Regions from separate parts of the Homo sapiens genome. Here region 2 is linked to region 1. The links are chromatin contacts, found by Hi-C or POLR2A ChIA-PET in ENCODE. All regions are on one chromosome and are shown on one strand. The core of a region is the stretch at or near the end of the contact, and the rest is flanking DNA. Distances in the headings are between cores, read along the strand shown.

The links. Hi-C counts contacts between places; a loop is a spot of excess contacts on that map. ChIA-PET counts read pairs that join two places held with the same protein, here RNA polymerase II (POLR2A). Pooled maps may share reads with other maps.
Region 2: a loop to region 1 is called in a pooled map, with 5 times the contacts of the local background. The contact joins the enhancer-like site here to the promoter of PIGA in region 1. A Hi-C loop is called at or near these places in 1 of 50 pooled maps. POLR2A ChIA-PET finds 5 or more read pairs at or near these places in 2 of 52 experiments (A549 and activated CD4-positive, alpha-beta T cell).

What each region holds. Positions count from the first base shown.
Region 1 is chrX:15,333,683-15,338,011 of GRCh38, reverse strand. It overlaps PIGA (phosphatidylinositol glycan anchor biosynthesis class A), which reads left to right and starts at 2,489. Exons shown (of 6, transcript NM_002641.4): 1 at 2,489-2,511. RefSeq lists enhancers at 2,558-2,637, 2,688-2,737.
Region 2 is chrX:13,896,522-13,900,850 of GRCh38, reverse strand. It overlaps a transcript of GPM6B not described here. Among named protein-coding and RNA genes, the nearest start is that of GPM6B, 82 kb to the right of the region's middle. Within about 2 kb of position 2,075, at least 3 of the 41 ENCODE cell types and tissues checked have a DNase peak (open chromatin) inside an H3K27ac peak, as active enhancers do.

The DNA.
Region 1 (4,329 bases), core at 1,240-3,739:
TCATGCCAGGTTTTCTCTGCATCGTGCTTTGTACACAGATAGTAGGCTCTCAAGACATGTTTGTTGCCTTCGCACTCCAAGATTATCCCAAAGAGCTAATTTACATATGAAGTTGCAAAAACTGAATTTCAAGGGAAGATGATATCTACATTTATTTTACATCTTCATCATCTCAGGTCGTTTAATACTAAAACTGGTACCAATTGCCCTCATATTTTATTAAGTGCAATCAGAATATAATGCATGTAAGTATCTTAGTCTAATTTTAGTGGTTCCGGAGAAAATTCTCTCAAGACATACCTTGAGACCATACATTAAGGCAGGACACCATAATTAGAATCATCTCCAGATTTATATCTTAATCTTGCTACTACAAATTTCTTTTGACTTTTTAGAATATAGCCTTAAATGGAGACCTTTACTTAACTGACTATAAATGAAGTCATGTACCCAGGTGAGATTATGAACCCTTGGGAGTCGGAATCATGATTTATTTATCTTTTAATGCTCAGTGCCTAGGACAGAAGCTGGAGCTTTAAATAAATGTTCAATGTTTTCAGACTTTGTTGGAACAGCCTGCAGGCTCCTCAACGCCCTCCCCCACAGAGACTCAGCAACAGTGTGCCTCTATTAATATCTATTTATAAAGGTCAGCCTATTCTATATTTGAAACACAAAGAACCTTTTAAGAAAGGTGGATTTCTTTTGACTATTGATAACATGTACAGGAAAAGCTAGAAAAAATAAAAAGCTGTTGAAACACAGGGACTATGCTTAATATTTCTTGTATTCCCCACAAGGCCTTTTACAGAGCAGACATCCAGTAAATGTTTGATGATAAAAATAAGAAATATTTGTTATATTTTGAAAAAAGATTCATGGTGGAATTTCAAACGTGTACTGTGATCAGAACTATGGCAGGGGCAAACCAGGGGCTCAATAAGTGAGGCTTAACCCTCATTTATACCTTCCAGGATTTCTACCCCCACTCTTTGTCTTAAAACCTATTACAAAAATGGAAAGGAGGCCAAATGCTGTACCTATCTGGTAATGTCGCTGTTATCTGTGAAACCAACTACAAATTATAAAGCTTAATTAAGTGTCCTTGAGTCTTCATCACTGTAATTCTCCGATGCTTCATCAATATTAACACAGGGCAAAGTATCGATTGCTACTCTAGTCTTACTCATCAACTCATTAATTCGCTTCAAATCTCACAACTAAAATGCTCTTTCAATGATGTTATTGCACTGTAATTTGTATAAGGTACACTCCACGAAATACTGTCAATACATTTTATTGTGAGCATCTAATATGTGTCAGGGAGTGTGCTGACATTGGGTAAAGAAATTCATGTATTAAACTAAAACTTCCTCAACATCCATTACCAAGAACAGATCCTGCCTCAGTTTACTATCTGGCAGGGAAGGCAGACATTTAACAAGCAAATACAATTTCCGTTTTCAGAAAGAAGTCCATGTGAGATCTCAAGAGACAAGTAATCAAGGATCAGGGTGAGGAGGGAGAATGCAATCAGGCAAACAACTTGAATATCATCTGATAAATGTTATACTTTGGCCAGCATGTGGCCAAAGTACTATTAAAATTAAAAAGTGAGAGTATTTCATTCTCTGGAGGCTTGGGGAAAGCATCAGAAAGGAGCAGACATTTTCAGGGATGAATAGGCTTACACTAGGCTTAATAAAATGGGTGCCAGTAACGGTGGCTGTGATGGTACTCAGAAAGGAATTTCTTCTCGAAAACGCACGTATGGCAGGGATGGGGGATTCCAAGTACCAGCTGTGACGCATGGATGACCGTCATACCACTCTCACTGATTCTTTAGCTTCCTAGTCAAGCACCATCGTAACTAGTTGAACCAGTCGAGTGGGAGTTGATATTTCAGATCAGACCTCGTATGTTTCCCTCAGAGTGTAGAATTGCCATATAAATAACAGGATGTCTAGTTAAATTTACATGTCCGATAAAAAACGAATGTGTAGTGAAGTCCCCAATATTTGGTACATGCTTGTATTAAACATCATTTGTGCTTTATCTGAAATTAAAACTTCATAGTTTCATCTGTTTTGACTTTTTGTGTATTTTTATTTATTTATCTGGCAAACGTCCCAGAGCGGTAAGAACCGGCACGGTTTTGCCGTGGCACAGCTGATTACAAACAAAAAGTCTCTCCAATCAGAAGCAAGCGCGCAGAGAACTGGCGTCCGGAATAGAGACGCTGTAACCAGGAAACCAGGGTGAGCACCCACCCTACCGTCGGCCGCTTCTAGGAGACGGGCGCAGGCGCGCGCTGACGTTACATCTCGCGCTTAAGGGTGGGGACGACAGAGCGTCTCTCTCGGACGTGACCTCAGCGCCTCTTTGTGATTGGCTGCCTCGGGGGCGCGGCCCTTGGGCGCGGACGCCCTAGATTGGTGCTGCGGAACAGCAGGGAGGGACTCCGGCTGCAGCCGCGGGAGGTCCGGACACTGGCGGCCATGGAACTCACCGGTGAGTGCGCGTCGCGCCGCCCCTCTCCAGCGCTCTGGGCCGCTTTCGGATGGGGCTGTTCTGCGCGCGTGGGATCGTGGCGGGTGGTGGAGGGGGTGAAACCGACCCGGTTCGAAGCCCGGAAGTTGGGTCGGAGGGTCTCCAGAGTAGGTTGGGGCTGAGGGTGCGTTTAGGGCGGACGCGCTGGGTTCCTTGGCTCAGGCGGGTGGGTCGAGGGACTGGGGTCTCCGGAACCCCGGGCCTGAGACCAACGTCCACTCTTTGGTTGTTTTCTTTCTCTCTTTGGGCCTGGCCATCCCCGCCATGAACCCAGCGGGGTCGCTGTCTGAGCAGGGGTATCCCCTCCTTGGCCCGAGCGTTTCCCCAGCGACCTCTCAGGGAATCAGGGAATGAAGCTCAGACAGTGCCCAGGAATTGTCGGTGGAAGTACCATTCTCTTGACCCACAACTCCTGCCAGGTCTCCCTAAGGTTCTTCAGGAACCTCTACTGCTAATGATTGCCCAGGGCTCGTTGGTCGTGGTCGAGAATTTTACGGTAATGTCTTTGCCACTTTAAGTGGCTGGGTGGGAACCTTGGACAAATCACTCAACTTGTCTGGGTTCTCATTTGTAAAACGAGAGAGGTATTCACTAGAGCTCCAAGCCTCATTTCGGCTTTAAGAGCTAAGATTCTGCGATTGTGCAGCATAATGAACTTTTATGTCAAAGATGTTTGGACTGAAAACCTGGCGGAAGTGGGCAGACTCCTCACAGAACGTTGCAGGCTAATGACAACATTTTAAATGATATCATTTGGTTCATTACTCACTGTTTTTGCTATCGTTCATCTTTTAAAACTGGTAGAACTGGAAGTTCGGGTTTAGGTGACCACAGTAAGAAAATGTTAGTTAAGCCACCTAAAAGTACAAACTTGGGGAATTTCAATATTTGGTAATATTGAATCTTAATTAGTAAACTCAGTCAACAAACACTTCTGGGGTCTTTCCGAGAGTATATTTAAAATGTAGATGAGGCCGGGCACGGTGGCTCACACCTGTAATCCCAGCACTTTGGGAGGCCGAGGCTGGTGGATCACCTGAGGTCAGGGGTTCGAGACCAGCCTGGCCAACATGATGAAACCCCGTCTCTACTAAAAATACAAAAATTAGCTGGGCTTGTGGTGTGCGCCTGTAATTCCAGCTATTCAGGAGGCTGAAGTGGGAGAATCGCTTGAACTCGGGAGGCAGAGGCTGCAGTGAGACGAGATCGCTCCACTGCACACTAGCCTGGGCAACAGAGTGAGACTCCGTCTCAAAAAAAAAAAAAAAAAAAAAAAGTAGATGAATTTGTTGGAGAGACTAGACAGTTAAGCCTTTGCACATACAGTTAATTGGCATTTTCTGAGTTTGCAGGTGAAACCGGAAACTCAGAGCTTTAGGATGGCTTCTCATTGTATAGTTGTTTGTTTTCTGGAGCCTTGGAAATCTCATTTGTAAAGCTGAGGAAGATTTTGACTAGATATCCAAGATTCTTTTTAGCTTTAAGTGTCTAAGAATGTACAGTAGTACTAAATATTGAGTGGGCATTTCACATTAATAAAGCTTTAGGGGACCCCTGAGATAAACATTTCGCACTTTAAATTGAGAAAATGGTCCCAGATACAGCCCATCTCTAGTTTAGCCTTTATCTTTAGACACCGCACTGAAGGGAGGGACACTCATTGAGTTTGAAAGGCCTGCATAACTGATAGAAAAGTTTAAAAAGTGAAGGGAGCAGTTACATAATCACCCTCTTTGGTTTTTGTGTTTCTGTTTTTTGTTTTTGTTTTGTTTTGTTTTT
Region 2 (4,329 bases), core at 826-3,325, 1.4 Mb after region 1:
GCCTTGTCAGAGAAAAATGGGCTAGAGAGTTCCGTTTGCAGGCTTGAGACTATAGTTGATGGGTCTGATTCTGAATTAAAACATCCTTTAGAAAATAGATCCCGCTTTTTTTAGAGACTATCCAAGATTTAAAAGTTAAGCAGCTTTGGAATATAGCAGGCAGATAGTTCTCCTGTAATGCTTGCTTTGAAACCATGAACAATGTGTGCATAATCAGAATCTTGGATTTGCTTAATACCATTTTTTCTTGCTGAAACATTAGGTGAATGCAGAAAACTGCGCCCACCTGAACTACATGACGTCAGAATACACAAAACACGCACGTGGCACAACCTCATATGTCTACAGCTACCTCAGTTTACCCCGCGTGTTAAGAGCCACACCTGTCCATACCTGGTGTTATGACTGTCCCTCCAATTTCGGGTAACCCTCCCTCCAGCCCTTCCCAGTAACTCACCAACCGCAGCCCTTCCGACACCCACCCCACAGCCAACTTCAGGCCTTTTTCTAGGCGAAGTGACACATTTATTGTTGTGTTTATGTATTTCTTAACTATTTAATGTGTGTAAAATGGTGCTACTATTTTTATTAGGTTGCAATCTTTTTGTAAATGTCACTGATTAAATTTTTGAGTGTTGCTTTCCTAACCCCATTTTTCCCATAAGCCCTGTGTTTTTTATTGTGCATTTTGCAAAGAGTGATGATTTTTAGGACCACCTATGAGGCATTACCGAACAAGTGACTGTGTGAAGCTTTTGGACTAAACCTTCCATCTAACTTCACTCTATTAAATGAGTTATTTTCAGGATAAGACAGTCTCATCTATTTACAAATACTTTATCATATAATGAAGTTCTACTTATGATTTATTCAGAATCCACACAAGAAGGCGTAGATTTGCTCAAGGAACAAAATTAATGACATTTTAAAATCTTACAACTGGAGAGGATGATTAATGGGAAAAGAGCTAACATTTCATGAAAACTAGCTTTATGCCAGGTCCTGTTGGATGCCTTCCAATAATGACTGCATTTCATTCTCATGTCAACCTGTTCGGGTGGTAGGGAATTTTGGCATGGAGAGAGTGAAAGTTGCTCAATGTCCGTACAGCTCCTAAGTGACTGGGCTGCGAGTCACCACTGAGGAGCAGCCCATCTGGAGGTATGATCACAGCAACATGGGCTCCAGACTGTTCTTGGTCCTTGTTGTTCATCGTCTTTCCCATTCCATACTTGCGTGTTTCTGTCTTCTGACACAAATAGACTACTAGTGGGTTCCTGTGGGTTGCTGCTGACAATCCATCCATTTACCCAGGCTACATTTTTGTATCCATTTTTTTCAACCTTTTAATTTTTTATCACCCCACAACCTGGGAGACTTTTTAAGCATTTTTTTTCCTAATTGCCTCCCTATGCAATCTTTTTTTTTTTTTTTTTTTTTTTTTTGAGACAGAGTCTCGCTCTGTCATCCAGGCTGGAGTGGCACCATCTCGGCTCACTGCAACCTCTACCTCTTGGGTTCAAGTGATTCTCCTGTCTCAGCCTCCTGAGTAGCTGGGATTACAGGCGCCCACCACCACGCATGGCTAATTTTTGTATTTTTAGTAGAGATGGGGTTTCACCATGTTGGTCAGGCTGGTCTTGAACTCCTGAGCTCAAGTGATCTGCCCACCTCAGCCTCCCAAAGAGCTGGGATTACAGGCATGAGCCACCATGCCCAGCCCCTATGCAGTCTTAACACCCCAGATACACTGCATATCTGTCTATGTGCTGTGTGTATATTTGTGCTTTATATGCATTAAAGAGTAAAGTTGTTTTTGCCCCTCAAGAAGTCATTTTCATCCTATTGGGGTGATCTTGCCTGTGTTGAAAAGGCATGTTCTGTATCTTCAGTTATTTTTAATATGTAGATCCGCTTTTAAAATTAGTATCATGCTACCTTAGAAGCATATACCTGAGTTTGTGAAGACAAGCCCCCTTGTCTGGGCTGTGATTCCTAGTATCTTATGATGAGCCCGACAGGATGACACAGCCAGGTGACTCACATAGAGCTAAGCTCTGTGAGAAAGCGAGGCCTCAGAGGTAGCACATGATTTCCCTTCTTCCAGTTTCTCTATATAAAGAAATAAAGAGCACACATCAAACCAAACATAAATGGAAAGAAATCAATGGTTGAATGACACATGATTCTGGCTTGTCAGCCCTAGTTGGCACCTTTCGCTCCAAATCATCATCTTTCTAAGATACTAAATTATAGATTCCAACCAAGGTGATTAGTGCTGCTCACACTTTAATGTGCATTGGCATCACCCATGAATCTTGTTAAATTGCAGATTCTCATTCAAGTAGGCCTGGGATTCTGCATTTCTGACAAACTCCCAGGTAATACAGCCACTGCTTGGTCCCAGAACCATACTTTGAGCAGCAGTAGCCTAAGAATACACAGAGGCAATTAAAACTAGCTCTCAAACTATTTTAAGAATTTCAGAAAGCCGAAAGCAGTGGTTCTCACTCAGAAGCGATTTGTTCCCCAGGGGCCATTTGGCAATGTCTTGCAGACATTTTTGGTCGTTATAACTAGAGGATGCTACTGACATCTAGTGGGTGGAGGCCAGGGATGCTGCTAAATAGTCTACAATTCACAGGACAGCCCCCATCAGAAAGAATTATCTGGCCCAGAATATCCATTGTGCTGAGGTTGGAAACCCTTGCCTAAAGGAAATCACACACTTACTCCCAGTAAAGCAGCATGGACAAATACAGATACCCTCTCTCCTTGGCAAGAGTGATATTCAATTCAATGTGATAGCCCCAAATAGTTTGTAGTGGTCAAGCTCTGCAGTTGACATTAATAGATTACTCTAACTGATATGGGGAAGTAAGTTAATTGTAATATAAAGAAATGCAGTTAAGCAGATTAAAAGGAAAACACTTTTGGAGTCATGAGCTGTCAGAGGAGATTTACATGTAGCAAAGGAGACCCTGCTGGTTGAAGGATGGGAATGCCTGTCCCTTATTGGGCAGGAATTGGGTGGGCTGACCAGGCTGTGTACGCCTGGCTGGCACTGTTTATTGGAGTGGTGTTCGAGCGAGCCCATCTGGACATTTTTGGAACAAACTTGGGACATTCCTTTGGCCTTCTGAATATGACTTGCAGCTGGGTAGGGAAGTAGTGCAATATTATCCACAGATTGAAGATTCTTTCAAACAACAGAAATAATCAAGAATTCACTGTGGAGGATTTTCCCCTCCAGAGAGTAACAGATAGATTGATGCGTAGATCTAGGTATGCTTATTAACAAACCATTCCTGTTTCATGGGATGTACATGTGGCAGCATCTGGATTATTTAATGTGTTAATATAGTCAGTTTGTATATGAATAATTTAAAACAGTAGCAAGAGATAAAAGTAGCTCATCTGAAGAAGGGTTGTTTGAGAGCTTTTTTTCTGTCAAGTATAATTTTACTCTCAGGTTAAATGAAATTTATTAAGATGCAATTTGCTCCTGGGAGGTATTTGTGAGTTTAACCACAGTCTGTCTTGGAAGATATTATGACAGTAAGTAAATGTCACCTGGATAATACTGATCCATTCACAGAAGGGAGAAAAAGTGTGTTGGGTCAATTAAGGTGGTTTAAAAATGTGTTGACTCTGAAGAAGAAAAGTATCTAAAGTACACAACTCTAACAAATCTCAAGGCCAGTGGGACTTTACAGACTGAGCCCAATTGTGTTGAGTCTGTGTATTGTATATACTTAACACAAGCAAACACAGACTTTTTCTACAAATGAAAACATGTCTGCTGAGCAGTTGACTCAGTCATCTGGAATAAATGTTCTTTATTTGTGTTTCCATGGGTAAAATCAAGTTAATGAACTGAACCATCACAATTTCTCTTATTTAATTTTTAAAACTCTAGATTACCCTGTCTTCTATCTCTATGTAATTCCTGTGTTAGAGCAAACATAGGAAATTGTCAATATGGCAGAGTGCGGTGGCTCATGCCTGTAATCCCAGCACTTTGGGAGGCCGAGGCAGGTGGATCACCTGAGGTCAGGAGTTCGAGACCAGCCTGGCTAGCATGGTGAAACCCCGTCTCTACTAAAAATACAAAAATTAGCTGGGTGTGGTGGCACACACCTGTAGTCTCAGCTACTTGGGAGGCTGAGGCAGGAAAATCACTTGAACCTGGGAGGCAGAGGATGCAGTGAGCCGAGATCACACCACTGTGCACTCCAGCCTGGGCGACAGAGCAAGACTCTGTCTCAATTTGAAAAAAAAGAGAGAAATTGTCAATATGGGGCCATGTTTTACCTACAAAACTAGCAA